2 separate regions of the Homo sapiens genome follow, and region 1 is linked to region 2. Evidence: chromatin loops called from intact Hi-C (ENCODE). Cell type or tissue: left lung. All regions are shown on one strand.

Region 1 (8,000 bases), 140 kb before region 2:
CTTCTTTTTCTTTTTCTTTTTTGTTTTGTGTTTTGAGACAGAGTCTCGCACTGTCGCCAGGCTGGAGTGCAGTGGTGCGCGTGTGCCACCACCCTCAGCTAATTTTTTTTTGTATTTTTAGTAGAGACAGGGTTTCACCATGTTGGCCAGGATGGTCTCGATCTCTTGACCTTGTCATCCGCCCGCCTCTGTCTCCCAAAGTGCTGGGATTATAGGCGTGAGCCACCGTGCCCAGCCTTCCCCCTCCTTTCTAAATGGGCATGGGTCACTGGATTTATAGGGCGCACCCAAATCCATTATGGCCACATCTTAATTTGATTACATCTGCAAAACCCCTTTTTCTGAACGAGGTCACGTTCCAGGCACCAGGACTAGGACTGGAACATATCTTTTTGGGGAGCACACATAAACCCACTGTCACGAGTGACCCTAGGCATGGCCCTTCTGGTCTCTGGGCCTCAGTTTCCTCACCTATAACCTGAGGGCCCTCCCAGCTCTGACAGTCTTGGAGCCAATGACGAACTCCTTGACGTGGCTGGTGGGCTCCGCCGACAGAGAAGGAGTGAGGAGGGGGCCATTATAATAACAACAACACGAGCCCACTTGTATTTACGGAGACCCTTGTACATGCCAGGCACTAGATATGCTGAATGTTTGGTGCACTGATCTCCCTAAATCCTGTTAAGTAGGTGATATTATTACCCCATTTTACAAAGAAACGGGCTCAGAGAGGTTTGGGCGCTTGTCCCAGGCTGCACTGTGAGGTTGGGCCTCCAGCCCCGGTCGGTGCAACTTTTCCACGCTTCCTGCCTCCGAGACTCGAGTGTCCTCAGCTCCTCCAGCTCTGGGCTCACGAGTCTGGACATGCAGGAGGGGGAGCTAACCCCCGCCCTCTCACAGCCCTGGGGCACCACCCTGTGGGGCTGGCCCTGCTGCCTGCCCGCCGCCCAGGCTCCTAACTTTAGAGGGCTTTGTGCCCCCTGACCTCCCTCCTGTCAGCAAGGGCAGACTTGTTTCCTCCATCTGCCTCCCATTAGGGCTCTGTCACTCAGAGCCCCTGGTTCCAGCTCTCCGCTTCTCTCTCTTTTCCTTGTCACTGCCACTCACCGCCTGGCCAGCCCAGCCCCTTCCTGCCACCCACCTCCAGAGATCTTCAGCAGGATGGGGGTCCTGGGGACAAGGACCCAGAGCTCAGCCCTGTCCCTGCCTCCTAGTCCTCGGGGAGTTTGGGAGTCACTCCGACTCGTCAATGTACAGAGGGGGATGACCTTAATATATAAAGAGCTGCTAAAAATCAACAACAAGAAGGCAAAAACACCAATAAAAACATGGGCAAAGGACATGCACAGGCAAGTCACGAAGGATGAAAAATGGTCAAAAAACAGGGATAGACACTCAGCCTCTCCTGCGGTCCAACAATGATGGTAGCTGGTAACACGTGGGGTCCTTCTCTATAACAATCCAACAGAGCCCATTACAGAATAGCAGGTACCATATGGTCCCATTTAGGAAAATGTGTGTGTGCACGTGTGTGTGTGTGTGTGTGTGCAGGAATCATTCTTGAACGCCCCATGCTGAGATGTTAATGGTGGTTGTTTTGGGTGTTGGGATCTGGGAATTTTTACTCTTCTTTGTATGTGGATATATTTCCTCTTTTTTCTCCAATGAGTGTGTCTTACCTGAGACTTATTAATAAAACATTATGTAAGCCCAGGGCAGAGAATCAGGCCCTGACACCCCTCCTGGGGTTGAAGGCAGGCCCTGAACACCAGCAGGGGGTCCAGGCCTGTCCATAAAGCCTTCTCCCTCTCCCAGCCCATGGACTGACAGCCTCCTCCTCAGCACGCAGGCCACTCACCCTTGAGGTCCCCTCAACCTGGACTAGCGCTTCGCTCACTTTCCTCCCGAGTGGCCGTGAGTCCACCCGCCCACCCGCCCAGGCTGGCTGTAGGAATGGCCAATCGGCAGCAACTGTGGTCTCTGCTCGAGTGTGTCCTACTCCCATGCATTCAGTAAGAAGCTCAACAAGTCTCATCAGTTCATCGCGACACCCCAGGAAGTGACCCCAGGACTCTGGTGTCAGAGTCTAGGAGAGATGGCTGACCAAGCCAAGGTCAGTGAGTGAGGGGCCCAGGGAGGGGGCTTCACACCCAGGGCCTGGCTTCCAACCCCTACTGGAGCCCCACAAAGCGCGTACTCACACTTGCACACACACCACTCAAATACACTCCCACACGCTCACATGCACCCCACACACCACTCACACACACACCACTCAAATACACGCACACACGCTCACACGCACCACACACACCACCCACACACCACACACACACACCACTGAAATACACTCACACACGCTCACACGCACCACACACACACACCACTCACACACACCACTCACACACGCCACTCACACACGCCACTCACACACATACACACCACTCACACACACACCACTCACACACACACACCACTCACACACATACACACCACTCACACACACACCACTCACACACACACCACTCACACACACACCACTCACACACAACCACTCACGCACACACATCACTCATGCACACTAGCACACACACCACTCACTCATACGCACCACTCACACTCACATACCACTTACACACCACTCACCCATACACACACCAACATACACCACTCATACACCACTGTAACACACACTACTCACACATACGCCACTCACACCACACACATACACCACTCTCACACACACGTGCCAGGCTGGGCAGCTCCAGGGAGGAGTGGTCTGGCCCCATCCCAGCACCTTCGCCCTCCACGGTGCCTGCTGTCTCCCCAGGAGGGGCTGTCGGCTGCCAGGCCTGTCCCTTAGAAGGCCCTGGAGGGGGAGAATTAGGGAACCCCTGCCTTTTATTTCTTCTCTTTTTTTGATTGGCGGCATTTCCATAAAGTGAGATATTTAGAAACATACACATCACCACAAGGACCATTTCAGAGCCTCCAACTTCAGCCCCCGGGCAAGTCCCCAGGGCACCGGGACAGACGAGGGCCCGGCATATTTCTGAAGTGTGGTCATGGAAGTGCCGCCCTCCGCTTCCCCCCCTTCTGCCCTTCTTCTCCTGCCTGGCTCCCCGCTCCTTTCCTTTCCTCCTCCCCCCACACCCTGACCCCACCCTGACCCCCGACCCTCATGACCCAAGAGTGTCCCTGCAGGAGGCCCAGCCTGCCTGTTCCTGCCACAGTCCTCAGGCTGGAGGGGCAGGGCCTGGATTCCTGGGTTCCCAGAGGCCTAAGAGTCTGTCTGCTCAGGGGAGAAACTGAGGTAGCAGGGGCTGGAGCAGGGGCCGTGCGGTGGGGCCGTGTGGCAGGACAGTGGCCGGGCCAGCGAAGGGCTTTTTCTGTCCCCTCCCTTATTCTGTTTACTGTCCTAAGAAGCACCAAGGAGCATTTCGGGGGCCCCAACCCCCAGGGCGACAAGCCCCAGAGACCTCTGTGCTTCTGATGGCCGGGCTTGCTTTCCCCTCCCTACCCGCCCCCACCAGGAAGCCCTCCCTGCCGGCCAGAGCCCCCTACTCCGGCACAGACACTGCCAGGTGGTTCCTGGTGCTTGGTCCAAGGGCGGGGCCTGTGACAGCCAGGTAAGGGTGGGGCCAGGCCCCAGTGAAGCCCCCAGGTGGGCAGCCCAGAGCCTGGGACGGGATGCCGCAGGACCCCTCTTTCTCTACTGTTCCCCCATGCCCACATGGAAGGCCCTGCCTGGTCCCCGCCTCTCCCAGGTGAGGTAAGTCAGCAGCCCAGAGCAGGGTGGGAAGGTGCTGAGCGCCCCGGGGGTCTCGCCCTGCGTCTGGAGGGAGGCTGGGGCCTGGACTTTGGCCTGGGCCTCTCTCAGCCTCACTGCCCATCTGCACACGAAGGGGTGGGCCCAGGGTTCCCCTAAATTTCTTTCTACCCCAGAAGTCAAGGGTCCTACTGAGAGCCTAGCAGGCAAGGATTCTGCCCATGGCGATTCTTCCCATGGAGGAAGCCTTCCAAGAAAGGCTTCTTCACCTCGGCCTGTCTCGGGGGCAGATCCTCGCCTACTAAACTCGGGTCAGCCTGCCCCCGCTTCTCCCAAGCCCGGCGAGGAGATCCCAGCTCGGGCTCGCCTTCTCTAAACCTTGCTCATTCTGCCCAGTGGAGGCCGGGGAGGGCGCCCAGTAGGTCTGAGCCTGCCCCAGCTCTGGCTGGTAAATGGGCCCAGAGTCCTGATCCCAAAGATTCCCCCATCTCACCCTGGCTGGCACCCACTTGGCATCAGTCGCTGGCAGGCCAGCCCCAAGGTCAGAGCTCTGGGGTGGGGGCCGCTGGGGCCCCTCCAGCCACTGCAGTCTGACCCAGGGTGGGTTCAGGAGCACTCAGACCCCTTTGGAAGTGGCAAGGGCAGAGGCAGGGGGCCAGAGTCCTTTGTGCTCCCTGGGAAGCCCCCCACTCCACCCCCACTGGCCCAGCTTGGCAGCGCCGACGGCAGGAAGAATCCGGTCGGCCATCCGTCAGGGAGACGGAGTGAACCCGAACAAGGGCTGTTCGAGGAGGAGAGCTGGGGAAATTTGATCATTAAGAAACCCTCCTGGCTGTCTGGGGGAATTTAATTAAATTGCTGGAGAGGGCTGAGAGAGAGGGCCACATCTGGAACCAATATGTGGGCTTTGATTTTTTTTCCCCCTTCTCTTTCTCTCTCTCTCCCTCTTCCCATCTCACTGCTGTAAAAGGGAATGTAGTCGAGCCTTGGAGTATTGGTTCCTCTGGGACAGAATTCCAGGCAGATTGAGAGGGAGAGAGACAAGGCAGACAGAAACCAAAAAATGAAGACAGTGAAATCGTGATGGACACAGAGAGAGACAGAAAAACCGATCAAGAAGGACCGAGAGAGGCAGAGGCAGGAAGGAGGGGGAGGTGGGCCAGGCTGGGCTTTGGGATGTGGTTATGAAGGTGTAAGCGATGACAAGGGTTAAAGACCCATTTTACAGACAAACAAAGGAAGTCAAGTCCCAGAGAATTGCAGAAACCAACATACCAGGCCAAGCATCCCTTGGGTGGCCAGCATTGATCAAGCCCCTAAGTCGCTTGGTACATGCCTCGTGGGGTGAACCCTCCCGACACACCTAGGTCATAGATACTGTCATTATTCCTGTTTGCAGATGACAGGGGATGTGACTAGCCCAAGATGACAAGGTACAGGAGTGGCAGTGCCGGGATCTGGTCCTCAGTCTGTCTGGGTACTGTCTAGACATGCTGCATGGGTCACTTGGGTTGTGATGATGTCATTTGGCAGCTGTGGAGTTTGTGCTTGCTGGTGCCAAGCACTGGGCTAGGCTCTAGGGAGGCAGCAGTGTGGTTGTTGGGCCTGAAGCTCCCAGCAAGCCTGGGGCGTGCTAGGTGCCGAGTGCTAGCGGGAGCCAGGGCCAGGTGGCCTCGCCTGGGCAGTCAGTGGTGGTTGAAGTGGGCCCTCCACCTGGGCAGGAGTGAACTGAGAGAGGAGGTGGGGGCAGAGGCAATGGGGCCTCTCTCTCTGCCCCTCTGGAGGAGGAACCCTCCCGGCCCCAGGTCCCAGCACCGGGCTGGTCCAGGGTGGGTGTTCATGGCCTGGGAATGGCGGATGGTTTTCTCACCTTGACCCCCAAGGCCGAGCTATCTGACACTGGCCTGGTCCCCTCTTTCAGACAGTTTCCAGCATATGACATGAGCCATCTGTCCCCGGTCTCCAAGCTTACTGGTTCCTCCCAGGTTCCAGAGCGCCCAGGCCCACACGAGTCTCCCAAAGGCCTTTCAGCCATGCCTGCAGGCGGAGAACATGGCCTCTGGCCTGGGCAAGCAACCTCTGGGGTAACCCTCTCCCCTCTAAGACTCAACACCGGCTCCTAAAACCCAACTCCAGCCCCTTGCTACCTGCTTCAAAGCTGGCTTCAGCCCCTGCAGAGACTTCCCCCTAGAGGAGCCCTCGTCCCCAGACAGCCAGGGGCCCCTTCCCTACTCCCATCCTGCCAGGGTGACTGATGTCCAATCCTGCTTCTGCCGTGGCACCTGCATTCTCCTCCACTGCGTGAGTGGAACGGCCGACTTCAGTCTTCCTCTCTTGGCTGTGGCCCCAAGGGCAGAGGCCACTCTACCTGGTCCCCAGTGTCCAGCCCAGGGTGAGCAGAGGAAAGAGCTTGGTACATTTTTAGTAGAGATGAGGTCTTGCTGTGTTGCTCAGGCTGGTCTCCAACTCCTAAGCTCAAGCAATCCTCCTACCTCGGCCTCCCAAAGTACTGGGATTACAGGCGTGAGCCACCGTGCCCAGCCGAGCCCATTCTTGCAGGTGCAGCCGCATTCAGGAGATGTAGGGGGGCCAGGTCTACAGATGGCCAGGCACCTATGGATGTCCCATAACCTTGGTGCATACAGAGTTTAAAAATATAACTTGAGGCCGGGCGTGGTGGCTCATGCCTGTAATCCCAGCACTTTGGGGGGCTGAGGCAGGCAGATCACCTGAGGTCAGGAGTTCGAGACCAGCCTGGCCAACATGGTGAAACCCTGTCTCTACTACAACAACAAAAATTAGCGGGTCATGGTGGTGCGCACCTGTAGTCCCAGCTATTCGGGAGGCTGAGGCAAGAGAATCACTTGAACCCGGGAGGCAGAGGTTGCAGTGAGCCAAGATCATGCCACTGCACTCCAGACTGGGCGACAGAGTGAGATTCTGTCTCAAAAAATATATATAGGCCGGGCGTGGTGGCGGATGCCTGTAGTCCCAGCTACTCCGGAGGCTGAGGCAGGAGAATGGCGTGAACCCGGGAGGTGGAGCCTGCAGTGAGCCGAGATCGCGCCACTGCACTCCAGCCTGGGCCACAGAGTGAGATTCTGTCTCAAAAAAAAAAAAAAAAAAAAAATATATATATATATATATGTAAATATATATACTTATATATTTTTATATAAAATTTATATATATAATTTTTATATAAAATAGAAATTTATATATTTTATATATATATATATATAAAACTTGAGCTCTTGGGCATGCAGGGGAAAGTGAGGCACAGTGATACCAAAAATGCTACTGTGAGTTGCAGCCCCCGGGAGCAGGTAAAGCCAGGTGCTCTGAGGATCCTTTGCACGTGCTAGGTCTCCTGCCTGGCCACATCTAGACCTGGCCCTCCTACACCTACTGAATGCAGCTCCACCTGCAAGAGTGGGCTCAGCTGGGCACGGTGGCTCACACCTGTAATCCCAGCACTTTGGGAGGCTGAGATGGGAGAATTGCTTGAGCTTAGGAGTTGGAGACCAGCCTGAGCAACACAGCAAGACCTCATCTCTACTAAAAATAAAAAATAAAAAAATTAGCCAGGTGTGGTGGTGTGTGTCTGTAGTCCCAGCCACTAGGGAGGCTGCGGTGGGAGGATCGCTTGAGCCCGGGAGATTGAGGTTGCAGTGAGCTGTGATTGCACCGCTGCACTCCAGTCTGGGTAACTGAGTGAGACCCTGTCTCAAAAAAAAAAAAAAAAAAAAGAAAAGAAAGAAAAGAAAAGGAAAAACAGGCCGAATGCAGTGGCTGACGCCTGTAATTCCAGCACTTTGGGAGGCCAAGGTGGACGGCTCACCTGATGTCGGGAGTTCGAGACCAACCTGGCCAACATGGTGAAACCCCGTCTCTACTAAAAATACAAAAATTAGTTGGGCATGGTGGTGCATGTCTGTAATCCCAGCTACTTGGGAGGCTGAAGCACAAGAATCACTTGAACCTGGGAGGTGGAGGTTGCAGTGAGCCAAGATTGTGCCACTGCATTTTAGTCTGGGTGACAGAGTGAGACTCTGTCTCAAAAAACAAACAAACAAACAAAAACAGTGGGCTGAATGCCTCTTCCTCAGGGAAGCCCTCCCTGATACCCCTCTCTCCCCCTCCCTTATGGTCCCTGATCTTCTTGCTCCTACATTCGCTATCAATATTGGCTCAGTGACTTCCCTGCATTTCTGGGCCATCTGATCACAGC
Region 2 (8,000 bases):
AGGTGGCACTTGGTTAGGGAACAATAGTGGGAGACCAGAGTACTGTGTATTCACAAACCCAAAGAACAGGAAGCTTTTCAACAGCAGCAGTAGCAATGTCCTTGGGGTGTATTTCAACAATACTGCACTTATAAAGAATTCTCCATGGGACAGCAGGAGTATCTCAGGTAAGGTTGGGAGAGCTTGGAGGAACGAAGCCTGGAGGGATTATGAAAGCAAAATGGACAATATGTGCCTGTATTTCCCCCAGCACAGCACTGATCCCACTGGACTGTAATTGCTGGGGACTTGCCCCTCTGCCCCCACCTCCCGACCAGGTGGGAGTCCTGGTGGGTGGTGCCAAGTCTTTCTTATTGACTGTTGAGTCCCAACACCTGACAAAGAGGAAGCCCCCGGCCACAAGTAGATAGGGGATGCATTTCCAACGTGAGTAGAATGGATGATAGTGGCCCAGAGTTCAAGGAGAGAACTTCCTGGAAGACTTGGCTCCCACAACAGCCACCCCCTTATTTATTTATTTATCTATTTTTTTTTTTGAGACGGAGTCTCACTCTGTCACCTGGGCTGGAGTGCAGTGGTGAAATCTCAGCTCACTGCAACCTCCACCTCCCAGGTTCAAGAGATTCTCCTCCCTCAGCCTCCCAAGTAGCTGGGATGACAGGCACCTGCCACTACACCCGGCTAATTTTGTGTATTTTTAGTAGAGACAGGGTTTCACCATGTTGGCCAGGCTGGTCTCAAACTCCTGACTTCATGATTCGCCTGCCTCAGCCTCCCAAAGTGCTGGGATTACAGGCGTGAGCCACCGCGCCTGGCCGCTAGCCATCCCCTTATTATCTCAGATTCCTGCACGTCCGTCTCACCGTACTTGCATCCCACACCATGGTCACTTGTTTACTGGTCTGTCCTGAAAGCTCTCTGCTGAGAGGCCTCCACACTCATCATCTTAAGTGACCCTCAGGCAACCCTATAAGGTAAGGACAACCATGCCACCAACGAGGAAACTGAGACCTAGAGGGGTTGGGCAACCAGCCCAGGGTCATGTTCATGATCATGGCAGAGGTGGAATTGGAACCCAGGCATTGTGCTCCTCCCTGTTGGACTGTTGGGGGAAAGAGTCAGGACACTGGGGTGGAGCCCCCACATGAGCCCAGCGTCTGTCCTGGCTCCAGCACTTTCTTTTTTTCTTTTCTTTCTTTTTTTTTTTTTTTGAGACGGAGTCTCACTCTGTCGCCCAGGCTGGAGTGCAGTGGCGCTATCTCGGCTCACTGCAATGTCTGCCTCCTGGGTTCAAGCAATTCTCCTGCCTCAGCCTCCTAAGCAGCTGGGATTACAGGCGCGCACCACCATGCCCGGCTAATTTTTTGTATTTTTAGTAGAGATGGGGTTTCACCATGTTGGTCAGGCTGGTCTCAAACACCTGACCGCGTGATCCCCCGCCTCGGCCTCCCAACAGCACTTTCTAGATGTTTAGGAACTCCCTTGGGCAAGTGACTTCATTTCTCTGCAAGTCACCTTCTTTGCCTGCAAAATGCAGATTTCCAATCCGCTACCTCACAGGGTTGCTCTGGATTTAAATGAGATAATGACTGTAACGCTCCCAGAGCCTGGCACTGAGCAAGCATTTCATAAATAAAACACTATCTATCTAATAATAATATTTGTAACCATCTATAACAAATATACTAATCTATAGTGACAGAACGAGATCGGTGGTTGACAGGGAGAGAACGTGAGGGGAGAGACAAGAGAAAGGGATGACAAGGTGGCACAAGGAATCTTCTGGGCATGGTGGGTATGTTCACGACCTTGTTTGTGGCGATGGTTGCATGGGTGCGTACAAATGTCAAAACTTAGCAAATTGCACTTTTTTTTTTTGAGATGGAATTTCACTCTTGTCGCCCAGGCTGGAGTGCAGTGGCACGATCTGGGCTCACTGCCAAGTCCACGTCCCGGGTTCAGGTGATTCTCCTGCCTCAGCCTCCCAAGTAGCTGGGATTACAGGTGCTCGCCGCCACACCCAGCTAATTTTTCTATTTTTAGTAGAGCTGGGCGCTGCAAATTGCACACTTTAAATATGTGCAGTTTGTTCTGTGTCAATGATACCTCAATAAAGCAGTGTGAAAGCACATGCGATATTCTATGATCTTAAGATTTCATAGGAATAGGGCTGGGCTCAGTGGTTCATGCCTGTAATCCCAGCACTTTGAGAGGCCAAGGCAGGGGGATTGCCTGAGCTCAGGAGTTCGAGACCATCATCCTGGGCAACATGGCAAAACCCTGTCTCTACTACAAATACAAAAATTAGCCAGGCATGATGGCACATGCCTATAATCCCTGCTACTCCGGAGGCTGAGGTGGGAGGATTGCCTGAGCCTGGGATCTTGAGCCATCACTGCACTCCAGCCTGGGTGATAGAGTGAGATCCTGTATTTAAAAAAAAAAGATTTCATAGAAATAGGCCACACATGGTGGCATGCACGTGTAATCCCAGCTACTCTGGAGGCTGAGGCAGGAGGATTGTGTGAAGCCAGGAGTTCAAGGCTGCAGTGAGCTATGATCACACCTGTGAATAGCCACTGCACTCCAATCTGGGCAACATGGTGAGACCCTGTCTCAAAAAACAAAACGACGAAACAAAAAGGTTGCATAGAAATAAACTGTGTAATATTGATACACAAAATACCAAACAAGAAAAGGAGAATGCCAAATATCATGTACCCCTTGGAAGGCCCCCTGAAAGATAGAGGCACTAACATTTGGATGAGAACAGAATTTAATGTAAACTTTTGACTTTTTTTTTTGAGACAGGGTCTGGCTCTGCCTTCAGGCTGGAGTGCAGTGGCGTGATCACGGCTCACTGCAGCCTTGACCTCCAGGCTGAAGCAATCCTCCCACCTCAGCCTCCCGGGTAGTTGGGACTACAGGAACTCGCCACCACATCCGGCTAAATTTTGTAGTTTATAGTAGAGACGGGGTTTCGCCATGTTGCCCAGGCTGGTCTCAAACTCCTGGACTCGAGCAATCCACCCACCCTGGCCCCCCAACGTATTGGGATTACAGGTGTGAGCCACAGCGCCCAGTGGAACTGTTGACATGTTAAATAATCTAGACTTTTGAACTTTTTCTGTTAAGTTGTTGTTGTTTTTAGCCCATCTGGAGGTTGCAGATAAGCCCAGCTGCAGGTCCTCAAACCTGCAGCTCACCAGCACCCTCTAGTGCCTTCTTGGTGTGAGCACATGAAGTCTCCCAGCTGTGGGCAGTTTCCCGTCTATCAGCACAAGGACACCTCTCTTTAAAATCCTCAAGTCTGACGCTGGGTGGGAAATGGGTGTGGATCCGGGGCGCTGTCTCTGGTCCTGAAAGTCACAGTCAGCTGCGAAACCTAAGTCCAGAGCCCTCTCTGCAGCTGAATCACCCTTCCACACCTTTCCCAGGCCTTCTTTCCATTTATGATGGCCTCGACGAGTAAGCTGGTAGTTTTGAATGTTTTGGATTGACAATTTAAATGTCATAGGCAATGCTTCTGGACAGCAATGATAGAAAGAGTAAGGAGAGTGGCCAGGCGCAGTGGTTCATGCCTGTAATCCCAGCACTTTGGGAGGCCGAGGCGGGCGGATCACAAGGTCAAGAGATTGAGACCATCCTGGCCAACATGGTGAAATCCCGTCTCTACTAAAAATACAAAAATAAATTAGCCGGGCATGGTGGCGCATGCCTGTAATCCCAGCTACTTGGGAGGCCGAGGCAGGAGTATCGCTTGAATTCGGGAGGTGGAGGTTGCAGTGAGCTGAGATCACACCACTGCACCCCAGCCTGGCGAGAGAGCGAGACTCCATCTAAAGAAAAAAAAAAGAGAAAAAAGAAAGAAAGAAAGAAAGAGTAAGGAGAATGGGAACGAGTGTGAGATGAGTAATATGCTGGCCTTCTAGCAACACAGGACGACAGCCAGCACAGACTCGGACAATTTATGAAAACCAAATATACAGTCTTAAAATAGAATGTGGGCCTAAATACCTGGAATCACCCCCGTGGTAAGATTTGTAACAAAAAGATTAATATGAGACCAGGCACAATGGCTCACATCTGCAATCCCAGCACTTTGGGAGGCCGAGGTGGGTGGATCACTTGAAGCCAGGAGTTCAAGACCAGCCTGGGCAACATGGTGAAACCCCGTCTCTACTAAAAATTAGCTGGGCATGATGGCGGGCGCCTGTAATCCCAGCTACTCGGAAGGCTAAAACATGAGAATCGCTTGAACTCAGGAGGCAGAGGTTGCAGTGAGCCAAGATTGCACCACTGCACTCCAGCCTGGACAACAGAGCAAGACTCTGTCTCAAAAAAAAGAATTAATGTGAACGGAGTTAATAATTTGAATGGAGCAGTGGACCCAAGAGCCATATTGGTGCTGACAAAATGGCAGCATTTATTGTATAAAGCTTCAACGTGGTCCTGCAAGAGCTCTGGCACCTAATGACATCTAGAGAAAATGTGAAAGTCCCTCAGCTGCCTGAAGGACAGTGTTATGGCAACTAATCCAAAAGAAGAGCTACAGGTCCTTCTTGCCTTTTTGACTTAAGCAGTCTTCATTGTTCACAGCAGTAAATTTTCTTTTTGGTTGTTGTTGTTTTGTTTTGTTTTTTTTTTTAAGATGGAGCCTCCCTCTGTTGCCCAGACTGGAGTGCAGTGGTGCGATCTCGGGTCACTGCAACCTCCACCTCCTGGGGTTCACGCCATTCTCCTGCCTCAGCCTCTTGAGTAGCTGGGACTACAGTCACCTGCCACCACACCTGGCTAATTTTTGTATTTTCAGTAGAGATGGGGTTTCATCATGTTGGCCAGGCTGGTCCTGAACTCCTGACCTCAGGTGATCTGCCTGCCTCGGCCTCCCAAAGTGCTGGGATTATAGGCATCAGCCACCGTGCCTGGCCAATACCCACACTTTTAAGGGAACAAAATGTTATCCAAGTATTTACAGTAGCACTAACTGGGGGTGGGGAGACCCAGGCACAACGACCCCCAGCCCATGGCTCATTGATCCAAGGTCAACCAGCCCAGGTTGGGCCAATCAGGTCCTCTCTCTGCAAACTCAAAGTTGGACCCAAGCATGCAGGTATGGGAAGTGGCCAAGCCTGATCCACCTGTGGGCAATGTCCCAGCAAAAGGTCCCCCAACTCCTGCCCCTGAGTCCTAGACAACACCCCGGGGACCCTGCTCTTCCTGAGATGTGGTCAGTCATTTCTCACATTTTTGTGAGTCACCCTGACCTCCTCTAACAAACCCTAAAAAAGCCCAAATCACGGTCAGCGTCTGTTGTTTGGAAACAAAGAACTTCAACTGATGGAGCAATTGGCTACTTAAGAGAGTGGGAGATGGGCAGCAGGTGCTTAGCGAATTGTGGGGACTGGGAAGCGATTACTGAGCCCACATGGGGAAAAATGCAGAGAGGCACCCCCCTTCCCACCATCCATCTTCCAGGAGAGGGGAGTACCAGTGCCCACAGTGACAAAGCAGCTAAGCCAATTTCACCTGGACCTCCCTGAGGACCACCTACCTCCAAGAGGTCAGCTCCAGCACCCTGGGAAGTCACTGCCTCAGGCCAATCAATGGAGGGGTGACAGAGGCCAAGATCCCACCACCACCAGCACCAGGGCAGAGCAGTGGCTCTTCATGAAAGTGGGACCCTGAAATCTATTGAAAGATACCTTTGCTGGGCATGGTGGCTCACGGCTGTAATCCCAACGCTTAGAGGCCGAGGCGGGAGGATTGCTTGAGCCCAGGAGTTTGAGACCAGCCTGGGCAACACAATGAGAACCCATCTCTACAAAAAATAAAAAATTAGCTGGGCACAGTGGCACACGCCTGTAGTCCAAGCTACTCAGGAGGCTGAGGTGGGAGGATCACTTTTGCCTCAGAGGTTGAAGCTGCAGTGAGCGGTGATCACACCACTGCACTCTAGCCTGGGTGACAGGGTGAGACCCTATCTCTAAACAAACAAACAAACAAACATATCAGTGCTATTTTGGCAAGCTGTAATCAATGGAATGCTGACTCAATTCGGAATTTTAACATTCAGAGGCTCATGGTCATAGGAACTTAAAAAAATTTTTTTTGAATTTTAATTGTGCTAAAAAACACATCATATAAAGTTTACCATCTTCACCATTTTTCAGGGTACAACTCAGTGGCATTAAGCATATGCACCTGTTGGACATCCAATCATCTCCAGAACTTTTCCTCTTCCCAAACTGAAGCTCTTGTCTCCATTAAACACTAACTCCACAGCCCCCCTTCCCCAGCCTCTGGAAACCACCTTTCTACTTTCTGTCTGTATGATTTTGACTTCTCTAAGGACCTCATAGAAGTGGAATCTTACAGTGTTTGTCTTCTTGTGATGGCTGATTCTACCTAGTATGATGATCATAGAAACTTTTGATACACTTTAAAATTTCACTATATAGGCCGGGCGCGGTGGCTGACGCCTGTAATCCCAGCACTTTGGGAGGCCGAGGCAGGCGGACCACCTGAGGTCTGGAGTTCGAGACTAGCCTGACCAACATGGAGAAACCCCATCTCTACTAAAAATACAAAATTAGCCGGGGGGATGGCGCATGCCTGTAATACCAGCTACTCCGGAGGCTGAGGCAGGAGAATGGCTTGAATCCAGGAGGCGGAGGTTGCTGTGAGCCGAGATCGCGCCATTGCACTCTAGCTTGGGCAACAAGAGTGAAACTCCATCTCAAAAAAAAAAAAAACAATTCACTATACAGCCAGGCGCAGTGGCTCATGCCTGTAATCCCAGCATGTTGGGAGGCCGAGGCGGGTGGATCACCTGAGCTCAGGAGTTTGAAACCAGCCTGACCAACATGGTGAAACCCCATCTCTACTAAACAAAAATCAGCTGGGTGTGGCAGCGGGTACCTATAATCCCAGCTACTCGGGAGGCTGAGGCAGAAGAATCGCTTGAACCCAGGAGGCGGAGGTTGCAATGAGCCAAGATCATGCCATTGCACTCCAGCCTGGGCAACAAGAACAAAACTCCATGTCAAAAAAAAGAAAAAAGACACCAAACATGTGAGGTGGGCAGGAAACATGGATGGAAAACCCCCACTGTGCTTTCCTGTACCTGGGGTGGTGGAACTGCTGAGGGGTCCCTAGAGGCAGAGATGTCCAAGGCACGACTCCTGACATGTAACGGGGCTAGAGTTGCCGCCCGAGAAAAGGTCCCCCAAGCCCATCAGATTGAGCCTGCTTGGAGGCAGCCTCCCTAACCTCTGCAGAATAGCCCCCCTGGGGGTGCTAGCTTTTGAGTTTTTGAAGCAAAGTACCTAGAAGGACTTAGCTGAGATCACAAAAGAAATTGAGTTCACTGCCATAGGGCCCCCAGCACTTGCTTATGATGACATAGGAGCCGCACTAAACCCGCTGCACTGGAAGGGATGAGAAGCCTGAGGCTCAGAGAAGGTGGGTGACTTGCCCTGGGTCACACAGGAAACATGACAGCCAGAATGTAAACTCAGGCGGGTCTGCTTCCGGAGGCAGCATTTTGGAAAATTCTTTGTCCGACAGAAAGGGAGTGTGTTTTTCACAAATATTTGACATACGCCTTGGACATAGTACCGCACTAAGCACTACAGGTGAACAGAACAAATCCTGCCTTCGAGGTTACCGTACATTCAAGCAAACAGGGAAACGAGTCCCATTAGAGTATGAGAAACAGGACAGGCAGGGATGGGATGGGGAGGAGCAGGAGGACACCTGGGGAAGGTGGCAGGTCAGGGGAAGAGGCTGGGCCTGGAGCAGTCACCTGGCCTGGGGCTTGTCTTAGCTTCTCCCAGTAGTTCCCTCACCTGCAAATGAAACATTTGTTTCACAAGGTGTCATGAAGACACCTGGCTCAATCTTAGATGCTCAATTAAGGTAAACTCCTTTCATTTCCAAGGGGAAGGAGAGGAGCAGGGAAGAGGTTTCCTGAGACCTGTGGTGGATTAGAGATGCCC

The links. Peaks named below come from ENCODE experiments on the same cell type or tissue, not always from the same donor. Only the 100,000 strongest peaks of a DNase experiment are listed, where the experiment ranks them.
Region 1: a loop joins it to region 2, with 5 times the contacts of the local background. A loop is called at or near these places in 102 of 110 quality-filtered maps.

The regions. Positions count from the first base shown.
Region 1 is chr9:129,645,559-129,653,558 of GRCh38, forward strand. No RefSeq gene overlaps it. Among named protein-coding and RNA genes, the nearest start is that of ASB6, 7.4 kb to the left of the region's middle. RefSeq lists an enhancer at 1,827-2,575. In left lung, no CTCF peak of the experiment used is centred here; DNase peaks (open chromatin) are centred at 878, 3,361, 3,744 and 4,411.
Region 2 is chr9:129,787,280-129,795,279 of GRCh38, forward strand. It overlaps the pseudogene UBE2V1P4. Among named protein-coding and RNA genes, the nearest start is that of TOR1B, 12 kb to the right of the region's middle. RefSeq lists an enhancer at 2,971-3,160 and a silencer at 3,151-3,445. In left lung, a CTCF peak has its summit at 3,230 (motif pointing left); no DNase peak of the experiment used is centred here; H3K27me3 peaks cover 3,844 bases.